Regions from separate parts of the Homo sapiens genome. Here region 2 is linked to region 1. Evidence: read pairs that join two places in POLR2A ChIA-PET (ENCODE). Cell type or tissue: CD4-positive, alpha-beta T cell. All regions are shown on one strand. Links, peaks and the distances in the headings refer to the core of each region. The heading gives the core; the rest is flanking DNA.

Region 1 (8,881 bases), core at 308-8,307:
CATCTGAAAGAGGTGCCCCCACTCCTTTCTCTCTCCAGGGATGGAGACTGGTGGACGGTGCTGTCTGAAGTCTCAGGCAGAGAGTATAACATCCCCAGCGTCCACGTGGCCAAAGTCTCCCATGGGTGAGTTCCCACCCCAGGCCCGCCTTGCAGAGCTTCCTGCTTTCTCCTCCCACAAGAACTCCCCTTTGTGCACGGCTCTGCGCTGAGCAAAGCTGGGGATGGGGGAGAATCGAACCCAGGTCCTGCCCTCAAGAGGGGCAGACAGCTCATCCTAGCACAGGTTGGCCTGTGAGATGTGGGAGCCAGAGGAAGGGCTTGGGAAGGCCCACAGAGGAGGTGTGGAGCTCTGGGCTTTGGAGGTTGCCAGGATCTCGTGGTGGAAAATGCTGAAAAGTCCACGTAGGAGATGGCAGCATGTGGCGTGAGGGGCTGGCACAGTGGTGCGCACCTGTAGTCCCAGCTACTAGGGAGGCTGAGGTGGGAGGATCATCTGAGCCTGGAAGGTCAAGGCTGCAGTGAGCCGTGATTGCGCCACTGCACTCTAGTCTAGGCCACAGAGCAGGAGCCTGTCTCAGTAAAAAAAGAAAAAAACAGAGGGGCAGCTCTTGGAAAGCTGAGGCTTAGAAAGGTGAGTGGATAGAATCAGGGTGCTTTGGGGACTGAGCAGGGATAGCAGAGAGGCTGGGACCAACCCAGGTTACTTGGGGGAATGAGGTCTCCAGGCAGAGAAAGCTGAGGCTGTCCCCATGAGTTTGTCCTCCCAGGGCCCTGGAGCCAGGACTGGGAGGACAAAAATGGCATGGACCTCGGAGACCCTGAGCCCAGCTCTTCGTGGAGCAGATAGAACTCTGAGGCCCAGAGAGGGAGGGCCTTGTGAGGGTCACTCAGCGGTGGTGGTAAAATCTTGGCTTCCCTCTTCCTCCAGGCTGACCCTGTCCCTTGTCCCTCTCTTTCGCTCCGCCAGGTGGCTGTATGAGGGCCTGAGCAGGGAGAAAGCAGAGGAACTGCTGTTGTTACCTGGGAACCCTGGAGGGGCCTTCCTCATCCGGGAGAGCCAGACCAGGAGAGGTGAGTAAGCTCGGTGCCAGCCCAGGCCCTCCCTACGTGGAGGTCTCAGAAAGGAGCCCACAGATATATGGCTGCAGGTGCGGCCCAGAAAATAGGCTTTGCCTGACTTCTCAGTCAACCAAGATTTCCTGAGCCCCAGCTCCGTGTCCTGCCCATATGAACCATGTGGAGCCCAGGCTGGGGGAGATGGAGACAGGCCATGAAAGCAGAGGAGAGGCAGCTAACTTTGGAGCAATCAAGGGAGGCTTCATGGAGGAATAGACCATGAGTGGACCTGGAGGAGTGGACCTGGGATCCTGAGGGATGTTCCCACAGGATCCCAGGCAACAAGACACAGTGGTGCTGGGGTGGGCCAGTGGGCTGCACCTCGGGACAATAGGAGGTTAGAAGTGAGCAAGCTCCAGCACAGAGGCCTTGGATGCCGAGCTGAGAAGCTTTGGTTTTCTCCCAAGGCAGTGGGGTTGCTACTCAGCAGAGACACAGTGCTGGGCGTGTGTTTTGGGGGAAACGAGAGGATGCATTACAGGGACTCTCTGAGTGTGTTCTGTGGGCCACCTGCTTAGAAGTAGAGGAGATGGGGGGTCAGTTTAGGGGACCCCGAAAATCGTATCCTTCTCTGAGAGGTTCACAATCCGTGTTAACACAAGACTTCTTAAGGCGTCGCGTTTGCCTAACTGGGCATTTCCCAAGTGTTTCTGACACAGGAGTGTTTCATCATGCAGCACCAGTCAGAGTCACTCCATGTTCATTCATTCAGCAAATGCTTCTCCAGCACCTATGATGTGGGGAGGCTTCAGGGAAGGACAGGACCTACTGTATGTGTCAGGCCTTAGGCATCTCTGCTGAGTGAGGTGGCCATGGTCCCTGCTCTCAGGGAGCTCCTGGGTCACTGGAAGCCAGTGTTCCATGGCACAGAGTTTGGGAAACATACCTCTATTTGAGATCCACAGTGATGCCAGGGCTTGCCCCTCCAATGCCAAGAGCCAAGTGTGATATGACTTGAGGGTGGGGCAGAAGGCCAAATGTGAAGGGCTGGAGTTCCTAGCCTTGGTGTCTAGCAGTCTGGCTGTCATCTGCCATGTTGCTGCCATGAGAGCCTATCAGCAATAGAGCAAAAATCTGCATTTCTAAAAATAATACAGGCCGGGCACTGTGGCTCACACCTGTAATCCCAGCACTTTGGGAGGCTGAGGTGGGAGAATCACTTGTGCCCAGAAATTTGAGACCAGCCTAGCCAACATAATGAGACCACTTCTCTACAAAAAAATTTAAAATGTAGTGAGGCATGGTGGTGCATCCCTGTAGTCCGAGCTACTTCGGAGGCTGAAGTGGGAGGATCACTTAAGTCCAGGAGTTCCAGGGTGCAGTGAGCCATGATTGCACCACTGCACTCCAGCCTGGGCAACAGAGCCAGACTCCATTTCAAAAAATAAAAGTGAATGTGAATGGCCCACAGTAGGGATCTAGGCTCAGCCAACACATTGGCAACTAGGATTTTTAATAGAGTATAGTCACAGAATTTCTCTGCGTTGACTAGGAGGTGATTCCTCCTTCCCCAAGACACAACATGATTCTGATCTCTTGGCAAAACATTAAAATGGTGACAGGATCTCTTGGGTCAGTAGCCAGTCAGAGCTAGAAACCCACTGGAAGTCATCTCATGGATCCTCCTCGCTCCACTGTACAGACTGAAAAACTGGACCAAAGAGGAGTAGGAACGGGCCACATGCACATTCATGTGGGGCTTCTCCCACCCCAGGTGCAGGGTCTTTTGCAATCAAAACACAAAGTTGATTGTCTCTTTGATGACCCTGCCTCCCTCTGAGCTGCTGCCCCTGAGTCCTTTAAGGCAGAGGCAAAGAGGGATGTTGAAGGAGCAGCAGCCCCCACGTTTATGTTAAGCCCTTTAAGTGACTTAAAACAATGTATGGGGATTGTACTTCCATTGTCTTCATTTTACAGATGGAAAAACTGAGGCTTAGGGAAGAGAAATAATTTGCCTGGGGAAACACAGCTAGTAAGTGCAGAGCCAGGATTCAAACCCAGCCACACCTCCTCTCACTCCAGGCCCCCAAGAAAGGCCCACGTGGGGCAGTAATGTTGGCACTGCAAGCATAGCAACAGACCAGGGAAGGAGGTATCAGGAATGGACAGACCTCCTGGCGCCCGCCTTGATATGAACCAACTGTGATAGGCTGTCGGGACCCTTCGTTCTCTGCCTCAGTCTCCCTCCCAGGACCCTTTCCAGCTTCTTTGTCTCTCCTCTCCTGCCCTTGGGCGTTCTTGGGTTGACCTCTCTGAGGCCCCTCCTGCTATTTTCTAGGCAGCATCAGCACCCCCACCTCACATACATCCATAGGCTGGTAGAGGGGCTGGGGAGGCCAGCCCAGCACAGCAGCTGCAAACAGGAAACCACAGCAGCGTTGCGGAGTGGAGCAGGGCCCCACTGCAGACTGTCCCCTGGAGCTTCAGAAGCCACAGGAAGTGCTCAGTGCTCAGCTCCCCTCCCCTGGCCCATTCTCTGGCCTGGGTCAGCCCCAAGAATATAGTGGCTGGCCCTTATGGCCACTCTGCCCCTTACCTAAAAAGACACAGATGCAAAGAGAAAACTCTGTGAGTGAGAAGAGAAAGCCGTATGGAGACTTTTTTTTTTTTTTTGAGACAGAGTCTCACTGTGTCGCCCAGGCTGGCGTGAAGTGGCACATTTTGGCTCAGTGCAGCCTCTGCCTCCTGGGTTCAAGTGATTGTCATGCCTCAGCCTCCCTGGTAGCTGGGATTACAGGCGAGTGCTACCACACCGGGATAATTATTATACTTTTTTGAGACAGAGTCTCACTCTGTTGCCTATGCTGGAGTGCAGTGGTGCGATCTCGGTTCACTGCAACCTCCACGTCCTGGGTTCAAGCGAGTCTCCTGCTTCAACCTCCTGAGTAGCTGGGATGACAGGCACATGCCACCATGCCCAACTAATTTTTGTGTTTTTAGTAGAGACAGGGTTTCATCATGTTGGCCAGGCTGATCTCAAACTCCTGACCTCAGATGATCCACCCACCTCGGCCTCCCAAAGTGCTGGGATTACAGGAGTAAGGCACTGCACCGGACTATTTTTTTTTTTTTGTATTTTTAGTAGAAACGGGGTTTTGCCATGTTGGCCAGGCTGGTCTCAAACTCCTGACCCTCAGATAATCCGCCCACCTTGGCCTCCCAAAGTGCTAGGATACAGGCATGAGCCACCGCGCCCAGCGGGATCCATGAAGATCTTTAAAGACTCATAAGATCCACATAAGGCCTCACCTGAGGTCAGGAGTTTGAGACCAGCTTGGCCAACATGGCGAAACCCCATCTGTACTAAAAATACAAAAAAATTAGCCGGGCATGGTGGCAGGTGCCTGTAATCCCAGCTACTCAGGAGGCTAAGGCTAGAGAATTGCTTGAACCTGGAGGTGGAGGTTGCAGTGAGACGAGATCGCACCACTGCACTCCAGCCTGGGTGACAAAGCGAGACTATGTCTCAAAAAAAAAAAAAAAATCCTCATAATTACCGGGACTAAGGTCTCCAGGTCCCCATAGTCAATTCCAAAAGGAGATGGATCAGGATGCAGCTATTGTTATCAAAGAGGAAGATGAAAAATGTTAGTTGGGGGAGGAGAAAAGAAAGAAGAAATTTGCCAATTTTCCAGGAAAGGTAAAATTTTCCTGCGGGTCATGGTTGATTTGTGGGTCAAGAAATCAGTTTAGGGGCCAGGTGCAGTGTCTCACACCTGTAATCCCAGCACATTGTGAGGCCAAGGCAGGAGGATCACTTGAGTCCAGGAGTTCAAAACCAGTCTGGGCAACAAAGGGAGACCCCCATCTCTTAAAAAAAAAAAATTTTTTTTTAAGTTAGCTAGGTGTGGTGGCATGTGCGTGTTGTCTAAGCTACTTGGGAGGCTGAGGCAGGAGGATCACTTAAGCCCAAGAAGTCGATGCTGCAGTGAGCTATGATCACACCACTGGACTCCAGCCTGGGTGACAGACCAAGACCCTGTCTCAAATAAATAAATAAATTCAATAAATCAACACTGATGCCTGTACCCCACCTCCAGGGTTTCTGATCTCACTGGTCAGGGATGTGGCCTGCACACTGTAAAAGCTGCCCAGGTGATTCTGATGGGTAGCCAGGGTCGGAACCCACTAATTTAGTGCGTCTGGACCAGTGCGTGTTTGTAGTGAAATTGAGCAGAGAACATGACCATGGTTGGGGTAAACATTGCGTCATAAAACTTTTGTTTCAGATTTTGTATAAGGTGTGTCCTGCGTCACAGTGTAAACTTTTATACTGTGGTTTGACACCACAGTGACTCTAGGGGCCCAAGTGACGTCATAGAACAGTGGTTCTCAGACTTGAGTGTACAGGACTCATCAGGGGAACTTGTTGACACTGTAGACTTGTAGGCCCTACCGCAGACCTAACTGAATCAGACTTTTGGGGGCAGAGGTCAGAAATCTGCTTCTTGGACAGGCTCTCTGGATGGTTCTATTGTTCTCTTGAGTTTGAAAACAGAGTTCCAATCTAGGGAACCCAGAATGAAGTAATAAGAGACAATGTACTTTACATTATGCTCTTGTCGTATATAATGGGAATTAGCCATTGACCAAGTGAGTGAGTGATGCCAGGATCAGCTTTTCATTGGCCCAAAGGCACTGATTCCACACGAGCTTCAAGCCTGCATGTGGACCAAGGAGGAAGGCCTGGGGCCCTGAGCTACCAGGAACACTAATCAGAGTCCGGAGCAGGAAGACCCCATCTTCCCAAGTCCTTCTGGCATACCTGGCTATATGATAGGCCTCGGGACAGCCATGGCCAGGCTCTAGTCAGGCCCCAAATCTTGCTCCGTGAAGGGGGCCTAGAAGCTTTGTGGAGGTCACAGGATTGTGCAGAGGTCAGCACAGGGTTAGGGACAGGCCCCAGCAGCAGCCCCTCTGCGCTGTCCTGCTGTATATCTGTTCTGTGTCAGGCACTATAAGGGAGATTGATGAGCAAGACGTGGTTCCTGCCCCTGCAGGGCTCACCTCTGTCCACTGTCAGTTGGGAAACACTTACTGAGCATCTCCTCCGAGTCAGGCCTGCTAAGTCATGGCTTTTGTCCTCAGGGTGCAGACAGTGGAGGGTGCAACATTCAATCCCTAAAGCTTCTTAGAGGCCTCAGCAGAGAAGGTTCAGGAGGGTCCTGCTAGGCCCACTTCTCACATGCAGCTCCTTATCTGATCCCTCATCCCTCACTCCCAGCATCATCACTGGAATACCTGACCCCAGAGGTCCCGGAGGTGATGTTGCCTAAGCCTGCTGGAGCTTTCTGAAATTAGGACCTTATACTTGGCCTTTCTTTCTGGTGGGTCCTCCTCTAGGCTCCGCGTCCAGCCACAGCTTCCACTGTTCCCTCTGGACCCTCTGCCCACCAGCCACTCTGTAAACACCTTGTTCTTTCTACCGCTGCATCCTTACACATACCCCTCCCTCCATCTGGAAAGCCTGCCCTCCGCTTCTCCTCACGGCAAGCTCACACTCATCCTTCGCCATTCTTTCCAGTGGGACTTTCCCAGACTACCACCTACCCAGACTATCGCCTTCCCAGACTATCACCTACCCAGGCTATCGCCTTCCCATACTATGTCAATTTTTGTTCTCAACTCCCATAGCATCTTGAAAATACCTCTTCTGTAGCTATAATAGGTTTATCTCTTTTCTTTTCCTCTTTTTTTTTTTTTTTTTGAGATGGAGTCTTGCTGTCGCCCAGGCTGGAATGCAGTTGGCGGGATCTCGGCTCACTGCAAGCTCTGCCTCCCGGTTTCACGCCATTCTCCTGCCTCAGCCTCCCGAGTAGCTGGGACCACAGGCGGCTGCCACCACACCCGGCTAATTTTTTGTATTAGTAGAGATGGGGTTTCACCATGTTAGCCAGGATGGTCTCGATCTCCTGACCTTGTGATCTGCCCGTCTGGGCCTCCCAAAGTGCTGGGATTACAGGCATGAGCCACCGCGCCCAGACTTTTTTTTTTTTAAGACAGGGTCACCCAAGCTGGAGTGCGGTGGCACTATCTCGGCTCACTGCAACCTCCACCTCCCAGGCCCAAGCGATTCTCCCACCTCAGCCTCCTGAGTAGCTGGGACTACAGGTGAATGCTTCCACGCCCTGCGAATTTTTGTGTGTGTTTTTTTTTTTTTAGACGGAGTCTCGTTCTGTCATTGGGCTGGAGTGCAGTGGCACAATCTCGGCTCATTGCAACCTATGCCTCCTGGGTTCAAGCAATTCTCCTGCCTCAGCCTCCCGAGTAGCTAGGATTACAGGTGCGTGCCACCACGCCCAGCTAATTTTTGTATTTTTAGTAGAGACAGGGTTTCACCATGTTGGCCAGGATGGTCTTGATCTCTTGACCTTGTGATCTACCCACCTTGGCATCGTAAAGTACTGGGATTACAGGCATGAGCCACTGCGCCCAGCTGTATTTTTTTTTAAAGTCAGGGTTTTGCCATGTTGCCCTGGCTGGTCTTGAACTCCTGACCTCAAGTGATCCACCCACCTTGGCCTCCCAAAGTGCTCAGATTACAGGCGTGACCCACCATGTCTGGCCCAGGTAATTTTTGTATTTTGAGTAGAAACAGGGTTTGGCCATGTTGCCCAGGCTAGTCTTGAACTTCTGACCTCAGGTGATCTGCCCACCTTGGCCTTCCAAAGTGCTGGGTTTATAGGCATGAGCCACCACACCCAGCTTTTTTTTTTTTTTTTTTTGACAGGATCTCACTCTATTGCCCAGGCTGGAGTGCAGTGGCACAATCATGGTTCACTGCAGTCTTGAACTTGTGGGCTCAAGTGATCCTCCCACCTCAGCTTCTTGAGTAGCTGGAACTACAGGCGTGCACCACCATGCCTAACTTTTAAATTTTTGTAGAGACAGGATCTCACTCTATTGCCCAGGCTGGTCTCGAACTCCTGGGCTCAAGCCATCCTCCCGCCTTAGACTTCCCAAGTGCTGGGATTACAGGCATGAGCCACCACAGCTGGCTAAATTTATTTCCTAAAACAAAATCATGGCCGGGCACAGTGGCTCATGCCTGTAATCCCAGCACTTTGAGAGGCCGAGGCGGGGGAATCACCTGAGGACAGAGTTCGAGACCAGCCTGGCTAACATGGTGAAACCCCATCTCTATTAAAAATACAAAAAAATTAGACAGGCATGGTGGCAGGTACCTATAATGGCAGCTATTCAGGAGGCTGAGGCAGGAGAATTGCTTGAAACCAGGAGGTGGAGGTTGCAGTGAGCTGAGATCATGCAATTGTGTTCCAGGCTGGGCAACAAGAGCAAAACTCCATCTCAAAAAAAAAAAAAAAAAAAAAAATCAGGGTACGTGGTCTGATGAGAATAATACAGGAACTAAATACTTGAAATGAGGACCATTAAGGAAAATCCCAGCTGTGGATGTGCTGACAAGACAGCACTTATTTCCCCGAGTGTGATGATTTCATACCTGTGTCTGGGCCCAGAGCAGAGTGTCCAGCATGTGGTGGGTGCTCAGCAGATGTTTACTGAATAAATGAATGAGCAGGTGAGTACACCTATGCATGTTGAGAGGGGGAGAGAGGATGAAGAGCTGGGAGAGACTGCCCCCCAAACAGGAAGATTCAGGCTGTTTGTAGCATCAGTTCCAAGGACAGAACCAAAGTCACCTCCTCATCACCCCTAGTGACCTGCTCCCCTGTCAGTCAACTGGACCTGTGTGCCCCACAGCACTCCGTCTTCAGCTAAGGGCTGGCTCTGGGTGGGCCCTC
Region 2 (8,881 bases), core at 262-8,261, 200 kb after region 1:
TTCCAGCCTGGGCAACAAGAGTGAAACTGAAACTCTGTCTAAAAAAAAAAAAAAGAAATACTCATCAGAGTTCCCAAGGGCTGGCCAGGCCCGCGCTTGCATTCCCCCTGAGATGAGGCACTCACTACCTGCAGAAGCAGCTCCTTCCACCTGAAATCTGCTTCCTGTAATTTCCACCCACAGCCTGGCTTTGCCCTGGGGAGCCATTCAGTTCATAGCCCCCTGCCCTACCCTTGAGAGCCACTTGGAAATGTGCAGCCACGGTGATGTCTCAGCCTTCTGCCACTTTCAAGCCATGTGGCCTTGGTGCACAGCAAGTGCCTGAATCAGTGTTGGCATTTGAAAGAAGAAAGCTATTCCCCCAAGCTGGGTTAGGACCCCCTGGGCCCCTGCAACTCTTGGTGCTGATCCCCATCACACTCTGCCGACACTGACATGACCGTCCATGTCTTTCCCAGTATTCTAATCTTTGGGACTGTGTCTTCTTTATTTCTGACTCTGTTCATTTAATTGTCCATCTGTCCATCTACCCCTCCCTCGCTCACATTTCCTGAGCACTTCCTGCATGCCAGATCCTGTCCTGGGCCTTGGGGACACATGGCTGCATCAGATGTGATCCCTGTCCTCAAAAAACTGTCAGTCTGATGGGGGTGGCAGGGAGAGGCTGGCAATTAGAATGTCATGCAATTGGTTCTGTGAGGGGGTTGGGATGGCACAGCTTCCAGATTTGTCTTCTAAAGGGCAGGAACATATTTTAGTCCCTGCTCAGGGCTGGGCTCAGAAAGGCCCTAATTAATCTCTGTTGAGAGCATGACCAGTGGAAGGACTCCCTGATTAGCAGGTACCACTAGGCCACCCATTTTATAGCTGAGCCACAGAGGCCCAGAATGAAGTGACTTTCCAAGTGAATCTGTGGTACGTCTAGGCCTCAAAACTGGTGCCGTCCCCAGAGCCCTCATCCCACCCCTGACCCTGCCAGAGACCCACCTGCAGGTAATGGTAGGCTAGACCCTGGTGGCAGGATTTGGACTTGAGCAGGCTCTTATCCAAGGTGGCTGAGGTCTTCTGGCAGACCTCGTGGGCGTGGCTGAGGGTCAGAGTGGACCAGGAGCCCCGTTTGACGTAGTTGGTGTCAGTGCCCACCCCAAGGCTGGGGCAGGTGGCTGGGGGTGCGGGCGGGGGTGGTGGGGCAGTCAGCTCAGTAGTGTTGTTCTTGGTGGTTTTGAGCATGTGCCCACTGATGGTGTTGTAGGCGTGCATGAAGTAGCGTGGCTGGCTGCGTTCTGCCTGGCGGCCTAGTGTCATCAGCCCAGAGGCTGGGCCACTGCTGCGGAAGGCGCCGGCCTCGCCGTCCAAGTTGTCATCGGAGCTCCACCAGCCTGAGATGTTGGAGCGGCTGCGCCGTTTGGGCTCCCCAGCCTTGGCCCGCTCCTTGCTTTTGGCCCTCCGGCCCTTGCCGTCCTCCATGCCACCCTTCTTGCTGCCATTGCCACCGACCTTGCCCGCTGTGCCCTCCAGTGAGGGTGCCTTGGTGAAGAAAAGCCGCTGGACTGAGTGGACCAGGTGGCGGATGCGGCCAGGGCTCTCACCACGGGCCTTGGCCTCGCCACGGGGAAATTGGAGGGTGCTGAAGCCATCACGGTGGATGGGCAGCTGCTTCTCAAACTGGTCCAGGAGGTTGGCGGGCAGCCGGTTGATCTTGGTGGCTTGGGCATGGCTGGGGAAGGGGCTCTCCTCTGGCACCTCGAAGTGGGAGTTGTAGTGGATGCGGGGAAAGGTGCTGCTGGGCGGGGGCAGCTGGTTGTTGAGGGGAAAGAGGCCATCTCCTGGCAGGGTGTTCTGCCCGGGGAAGCGGGCCTCGCGGGCGAAGGCCTCCGTGGGCGACAGCAGGTAGGGGTTGCGGTCGGTCCCTGCAAACAGGGGCTCGTGGGGTGGGTCTAGGCTGTCGGAGAGGTGGCGGGGGCGGCTGTCACCGAGGCCTTTCATGATCCCGGGCCGAGGGCAGGGGCCTTCACCCTAGCAGGGCGCCCGGGTCACCTCTCCCGGGCGGCAGCTATCCTAGGGAGAGAAGACAGAAAGCGGTCAGCTGGTCAGCTGGATTGTCGGGGAGGGGTGCCGGGAAGGTCAGATCCAGATCGCAAGGCTGGGAGGATCTCTGAAGCCAGTCCTCAATGTTGTGGGCCTGAGGACAGGAGTACACACCGAGGCCCACGTACTCTGTGTATAAATAAAAGTTACAACTCAAGCTACCGACTATCAGACAAGCACAACATCTTCCATTCTTCTAGCTTGAGGACTGTATCTTTAAAACAACCTGGAAAACCAGGCTCAGACTCAGAGTTCTGGGTCTCCTCTGAATTCCATGATGAAATATGGGTGGGGGGCTGCCCATCCTCCACTCTCTTTCCGTTTCTGACTCTGTCCCTCACCCCGAGGGTCCACATAGATGCAAATACCCCAGCCCACATCTCCTAGCTCTGTCCACAGGCCCCCAAACAGTCATCCCGGAACCCCAGGATGGTCCCTGTGGCAGGGTCCACCTCCCACGGGAGGACCCTGTGCTGGCCCTGGAGGCAGGCGTGGGTCATTTGGGCAGGGAATCCCAGGGTGCCCAGTATCCAGGGTGGTCTATGGGGGGATGCAGCCTGCTGGTGGGCATGTCCCCAGGGCTCCTGAACTCTCCTTGCCTTATGGGGAAAAACATGGACTTTTAGAGGGCCAGAGAGGTCTTTTTTTTTTTTTTTTTTTAGAGACAGAGTCTCACTCTGTTACCCAGGCTGGAGTGCAGTGGTGTGATCCTGGCTCACTGCAACCTCCGTCTCCCGGGTTCAAGTGATTCTCCTGCCTCAGCCTGCCGAGTAGCTGGGATTACAGATGCATGCCACCACACATGGCTAATTTTTGTATTTTTAGTAGAGACAGGGTTTCACTATGTTGGCCAGACTGGTCTCGAACTCCTGACCTCAAGTGATCCGCCCACCTTGGCCTTCCAAAGTACTGAGATTACAGGCATGAGCCACCATGCCTGGCCTTTTTTTTTTTTTTTTTTTTTTTTGCAACAAGGTCACAGACAGCTCACTGCAGCCTTGGCCTCCTGGGATCAAGGGATCCTCCAGCCTTGGTCTCCCAAAGTGCTGGGATTATAGCTGTGGGCCACTGTGCCTGCCTAGAGAGGCCTTCCAAAAAGAAGGACCTAGGGCAAGGGCCCATCTCATCCAGGTCTGAGGGCAGTACCGTCCAATTGTTTAACAGAGGAATTCCTATGTCAAATGGAAGCCCTCTGCAAAAACCTGCTCTGCCCTTCACCGAATGTCTACCAAGTATGACTGCTGGGCAGGTGCTGAGGGCTTCTGACACCAAAGAGGCCAACAAGCCCATAGGCCCATCATTTCCAATTGAGATGAAGCAAAGATGGCCTGGAATAGAGCTCTCAGAGTCAATAACAGGGGCACGTCCTCAGGACAAGCAAGGCAAGGGCTCACAAGAGGGTGGCATTTAGGTGCAGTTGCTGTGCCTCAGTTTCCCCTGTTGTAAAATGGGAACATCCTGGAAATACTAGTCCAAAACTTAGGTAAGTCCCTTCCTTTTCTGAGCCTGGGCCTCAATCTTCCTGTCTGCCATGGAGCAGAGAGGTTGGCGAGGTTTCTAAGCCCACCGGCCCTGTACGTGGGAGTACCAAGACTTGGTTTGGCCTGAGCCTGGTGTGCTGAGGATTGGCAAAGAGTCAGTGTGGCTGGAGCAGAGCAAGTGAGGACAAGGTTTGTGGAGGGAGGGCTCTCAGAGGGGCTGGGTCAGGTCACAGCACAAAGGCTCTGGCTGACATCAAGTATGGAGGGCAGAATAATGGCCCCCAAATATGCCCATGACCTTGTCAAAAGGAACTTGGCAGGTGTGGTTATTTTGCAAATGTGATTAAGGATCTTGAGATGGGGAGACTATCATGAATTATCTGGATAGGCTCAAGCTAATCACACGGTCCCTATAAGAAAGAGGCATGGGCTGGGCATGGTGGCTCACACCTGTAATCCCAGCACTTTTGGAGGCCAAGGCAGGTGGATCACTTGAGATCAGGAGTTTGAGACCACCCAGGCCAACACAGTGAAACCCCATCTCTACCAAAAAACAAAAAATTAGCTGGGTGTGGGGTGTGTGCTTGTAATGCCAGCTACTTGGGAGGCTGAGGCTTCTGGAGAATCACTTGAGCCCAGGAGGCAGAGTTCGCAGTGAGCTGAGATCGTGCCACTGCACTCCAGCCTGGGTGACAGAATAAGACTCTGTCTCAAAAAAAAAAAAAAAAAAAAAAAAGAAAAAAAGAAACAGGAATGGGCCAGCCATGGTTTCTCATATCTGTAATCCCAGCACTTTTGGAGGCCAAGGCAGGGCAGATCACTTGAGGTCAGGAGTTTGAGACCAGCCTGGCCAACGTAGTGAAACCCCATCTCTACTAAAAATACAAAAATTACTGGGTGTGATGGCGTGCGCCTATAATCCCAGCTACTTGGGAGGCTGAGGCAGGAAAATCACTTGAACCTGGAGGTGGAGGTTGCAGTGAGCCGAGATTGTGCCACTGCACTCCAGCCTGGGCAACAGAGTGAGACTCTGTCTCAAAAATAAATACATAAATAAATAAATAAACAGGCAGGAAGGTCAGAGTCAGAGGAGATGTGCCAACAGAAGCAGAGATCAGAGTGATGTGGAGACATGAGCCAAGGAATGCAGGCAGCCTTCAGAAGCTGGCAGAGATGGCTGGGCATGGTGGCTTACGCCTGTAATCCCAGCACTTTGGGAGGCCAAGGCAGGAGGATTGCTTGAGGCCAGGAGTTTGAGACCAGCCTGGGCAACAAAGTGGGACTGTGTCTCAAAAAAAGAGATGAATTCTCCCCTAGAGCCTCCAGAGAGAATGTAGCTCTGCAATCCGTTTTAGACTCTGACCTCTAGAACATCCTATGAGACAAAGTGCGCCAGTCTGGGAACCAGACAGCACAAAGCCACACGGAACCAGGACTGGAACCCAGGTCTTCTTGACTCTTAACGCAGGCCCCACCCAGCCCACTGGCCCTGCTGAACTGGAGGATGTGCAAAGAAAGGGGACAGTGTGGGGGCTGGATCCACCAGCTGAGGGGCAGAGGGTGGGGAGGATGGGACGGTACCAGGTGGCCTCAGCAAAGAGTGGATGTCCATCTGGCCCAGCATGGCCCAGCTTCCACCAGCTTCTCCAACCTTGTTCCCATCTCTTACTGTCCACCTGCCAGCCAAGCTCACACCCTTCAGGATTTCTTCATAGCTCTCACTGCTCTGGGAAACTCTCATGTGTTTACTTGTTTGCTAGTTTCTTGTCCATCTTCCCCTAGATCTGAGCTGTCCAATATGGTAGCCACTGGGCCACAGAGCACTTGACATGCAGCTAGTGCGACTGGGAAACTGAATTTTTAATTTTTTAAAAAGTTTAATTAATTTAATTTAAATAGCACATGTGGCAAGTGGCTACCAGGTTGACAGTATAGTCCTAGAGGTTCAACCCTCCTCTTGCAAGGTGCCTCCCTCCCTCACCCCTGCTAAAGCTGGGTTCAGCACACTTTCTTATTCTAACACCTTTTCCACCTTTTTGAGTTGGACGTTTAGTTCATTTGTTTTCTGATCTCCTTATACTCTAATAAATGTGTCACAGAAAAGCTATATATTTTCCCCTGAGTATCTATTAGCTGCATATTATGGATTGTATTTTTCCAGTTTTTTTTCCCTTTTTTATTTTTATTTTTTGACACGGAGTCTTGCTCTTGTCGCCCAGGCTGGAGTGCAATGGGGTGGTCTCAGCTCACTGCAACCTCTGCCTCCTGGGTTCCAGCGATTCTCGTGCCTCAGCCTAACTAGTAGCCGGGATTATAGGCACGCACCACCACGCCCAGCTAATTTTTGTATTTTTAGTAGAGACAGGTTTTCACCATGTTGACCAGGCTGGTCTCGAACTCCTGACCTTCTGTGATCCACCCACCTTGGCCTCCCAAAATGCTGGGATTACAGGCGTGAGCCACTGCACCCAGCCTTTTTTCCTTTTTTAAAAAAAAACTGAGGAGAAATTAATGTAACATAAAATTAGTCATTTTAAAGTGTACAATTTAGTGACATTTAGTAACAATGCTGTGTAATCACTACCTCCATCTAGTTCCGAAATATTTCCTTCCTTCCTTCCTTCCTTCCTTCCCTCCCTCCCTCCCACTTCTTTCTTTTGATGGACTCTCACTCTGTCACCCAGGTTGGAGTGCAATGGTGTGGTCTCAGCTCACTGCAACCTCTGCCTCCCAGGTTCAACCGATTCTCCTGCCTCAACCTCCTGAGTAGCTGGGACTACAGGTGCATGCCACCACATCCGGCTAATTTTTGTAATTTTTAGTACAGATGGGGTTTCACTATGTTGGCCAGGCTGGTCTCTAACTCCTGACTTCATGATCCGCCTGCCTCGGCCTCCCAAAGTGTTGAGATTACAGGCATGAGCCATTGCACCCAGCCTCTTTCTTTCTTTTGAGACAGGGTCTCGCTCTGTTGCCGAGGCTGGAGTGCAGTGGTGTGATCATAGCTCACCGCAGCTTTGATCTCCTGGGCTCAAATGTCCTCCCACATCAGCTTCTTGAGTAGCTGAGACTATAGGTACATGCCCAGCTAATTAGAAAAAACATTTTTTTTTTTTTTGGTACAGACAGGAGTCTCATTATGTTGCCCAAGCTGGTCTGGAACTCCTGGGCTCAAGCAATACTCCTGCCTCAGCCTCCCACAATGTTGGGATTACAGGCATGAGCCACCACACCCAGCCCTGAAACATTTTCATAACCCCAAAAGCAAACCGCATCCCCAATAAGCAGTCATTCCCTATTTTCCCCTTTTCCCAGCTTCTGACAACCACGTCCATAGATACTTTCCGTGTCTATGAATTTTCCTATTTCCCGTAGGTATTACTTTTATTGTAGCAAAATACATGTAACATAAAATTTGCCATTTTAACCATCTTTAAGCGTGCAATTCAGTGGGGCATTATGGACACTCACAATGTTGTGTAACCACCACTATGATCTATTTCCAAAACCATTCCATCACCCCAAACAGAAACTCTGTACCCATTAAGCAAAAACTTCTTTTCTCCTCCTTCTCCTAGCCCCTGGTAATTTCTTTTATTCATTTTTTTTTTTGAGACAGAGTCTGAGAGTCTCGCTCTGTCACCCAGGCTGGAGTGCGGTGGTGCGATCTCGGCTCACTGCAACCTCTGCCTCCTGGGTTCAAGCGATTCTCGTGCCTCAGCCTCCCAAGTAGCTGGGATTAGAGGCGCATGCCACCATGCCCAGCTAATTTTTGTATTTTTAGTGGAGAACGGGTTTCACCATGTTGGCCAGGCTGGTCTTGAACTCTTGACTTCAAGTGAAATGCCTGCCTTGGCCTCCCAAAGTGCTGGGATTACAGATGTGAGCCCTATGCCTGGCGGCCCCTAGTAATATTTAACCTACTTTCTGTCTCTCTGAATTTGCCTATGCTAAATATTCTCAATATGTGGAATCATATAACATTTGTTATTTTGTGTCTGACCTATTTCACGTAGCATAATGTTTGTTTTCTAAGTTCACCCATGTTGTAGCATGGGTCAGAACTTCATTCCGTTTTATGGCTGCATCATATTCCATCCTGCATATATAGTACATTTTGTTTAATCCATTCATCTTTGGATGGACACCTGGGTTGTTTCTACCTTTTGGCTATTGTGAATAATATTGCTACAAACAATGGTGTCCAAGTATCTGTTTGAGTCTCTGTTTTCAATTGTTTTGGGTTAATATCCAAGTGGAATTGCTGGATCATACAGTAATTCTATGTTTAACTTTTGTTTTGTTTTGTTTTTGAGATGGAGTCTTGCTCTTGTCGCCCAGGCTGGAGTGCAATGGCATGATCTTGGCTCACTGCAACCTCCGCCTCCTGGGTTCAAGTGATTCTCCTGCCTCAGCAACCCGAGTAGCTGGGATTACAGGTGCCCGCCACTGCACCTGGCTATGTTTTGTATTTTTAGTAGAGACGGGGTTTCACCATTTGGCCAGGCTGTTCTTGAACTCCTGACCTTGTGATCCACCCGCCTTGGCCTCCAAAAGTGCTGGGATTACAGGCGAGCCACCACGCCCAGCCCCTATGTTTAACTTTTTGCGGAACCACCAAACTGTTTTCCATAGCAGCTGCACCATATGACGTTCCCACCAGCAATATACAGGGGTTCCAGTTTTCCCAGATCTTGCCAGAACTTATTTCCTTTTTAAAAAAATTATAGTCATCCTAGTAGGTGTGAACTGGTATCTCCCTGTGGCTTTGATTTGCATTTTCCTGATGACTAATGATGTTGAGCATCTTTCCATGTGCTTATTGGCTGTCTGTATATCTTCTTGGGAGAAATGTCTATTTAAGTCCTTTGCCCATTTTATAATTGGGTTGTTTGTCATTTTTGTTGTTAAGCTCTAGGAATTCTTTGTATATATTCTAGATATTGAACCCTTAGCAGATATATGGTTTGTAAATATTTTCTCCCATTCTGTCTTTGTGGGGTTTTGGTAGTATTTTTCTCCTCTTCCAGGACTGACCACTTACTCGCTCTTTCCTTCCCCATTAGCACTGATGGCTTCCCTTCCCCCCAGCATCCCCTGGCCTGTGAGCACCATAAAGAAAAGGAGTGTAAGGCTGGGCATGGTGGCTCACGCCTGGATTACTTGAGGTCAGGAATTTGAGACCACCCTGCCCAATATGGCGAAACCCCATCTCTACTAAAAATACAACAATTAGCCAGACGTGGTGGCTTGAGCCTATAATCCCAGCCACTTGGGAGGCAGAGGCAGGAGAATCACTTCAATCTGAAAGG

The links. ChIA-PET counts read pairs that join two places held together with the same protein. Peaks named below come from ENCODE experiments on the same cell type or tissue, not always from the same donor. Only the 100,000 strongest peaks of a DNase experiment are listed, where the experiment ranks them.
Region 2: POLR2A ChIA-PET joins it to region 1 with 5 read pairs; 2 of 35 experiments call an interaction of 5 or more read pairs at or near these places.

Annotation. Positions count from the first base shown.
Region 1 is chr20:36,624,787-36,633,667 of GRCh38, reverse strand. SLA2 (Src like adaptor 2) reads left to right here. Exons shown (of 8, transcript NM_032214.4): 4 at 39-125; 5 at 970-1,073. Among named protein-coding and RNA genes, the nearest start is that of SLA2, 17 kb to the left of the region's middle. RefSeq lists enhancers at 141-642, 3,322-3,431. In CD4-positive, alpha-beta T cell, for the core only: no CTCF peak of the experiment used is centred there; DNase peaks (open chromatin) are centred at 3,497 and 5,427; H3K4me3 peaks cover 576 bases; H3K27ac peaks cover 1,870 bases.
Region 2 is chr20:36,424,823-36,433,703 of GRCh38, reverse strand. DLGAP4 (DLG associated protein 4) reads right to left here. Exons shown (of 13, transcript NM_001365621.2): 3 at 988-2,058. The coding sequence starts at 1,986. Among named protein-coding and RNA genes, the nearest start is that of MYL9, 110 kb to the left of the region's middle. RefSeq lists an enhancer at 1,373-1,874. In CD4-positive, alpha-beta T cell, for the core only: no CTCF peak of the experiment used is centred there; no DNase peak of the experiment used is centred there.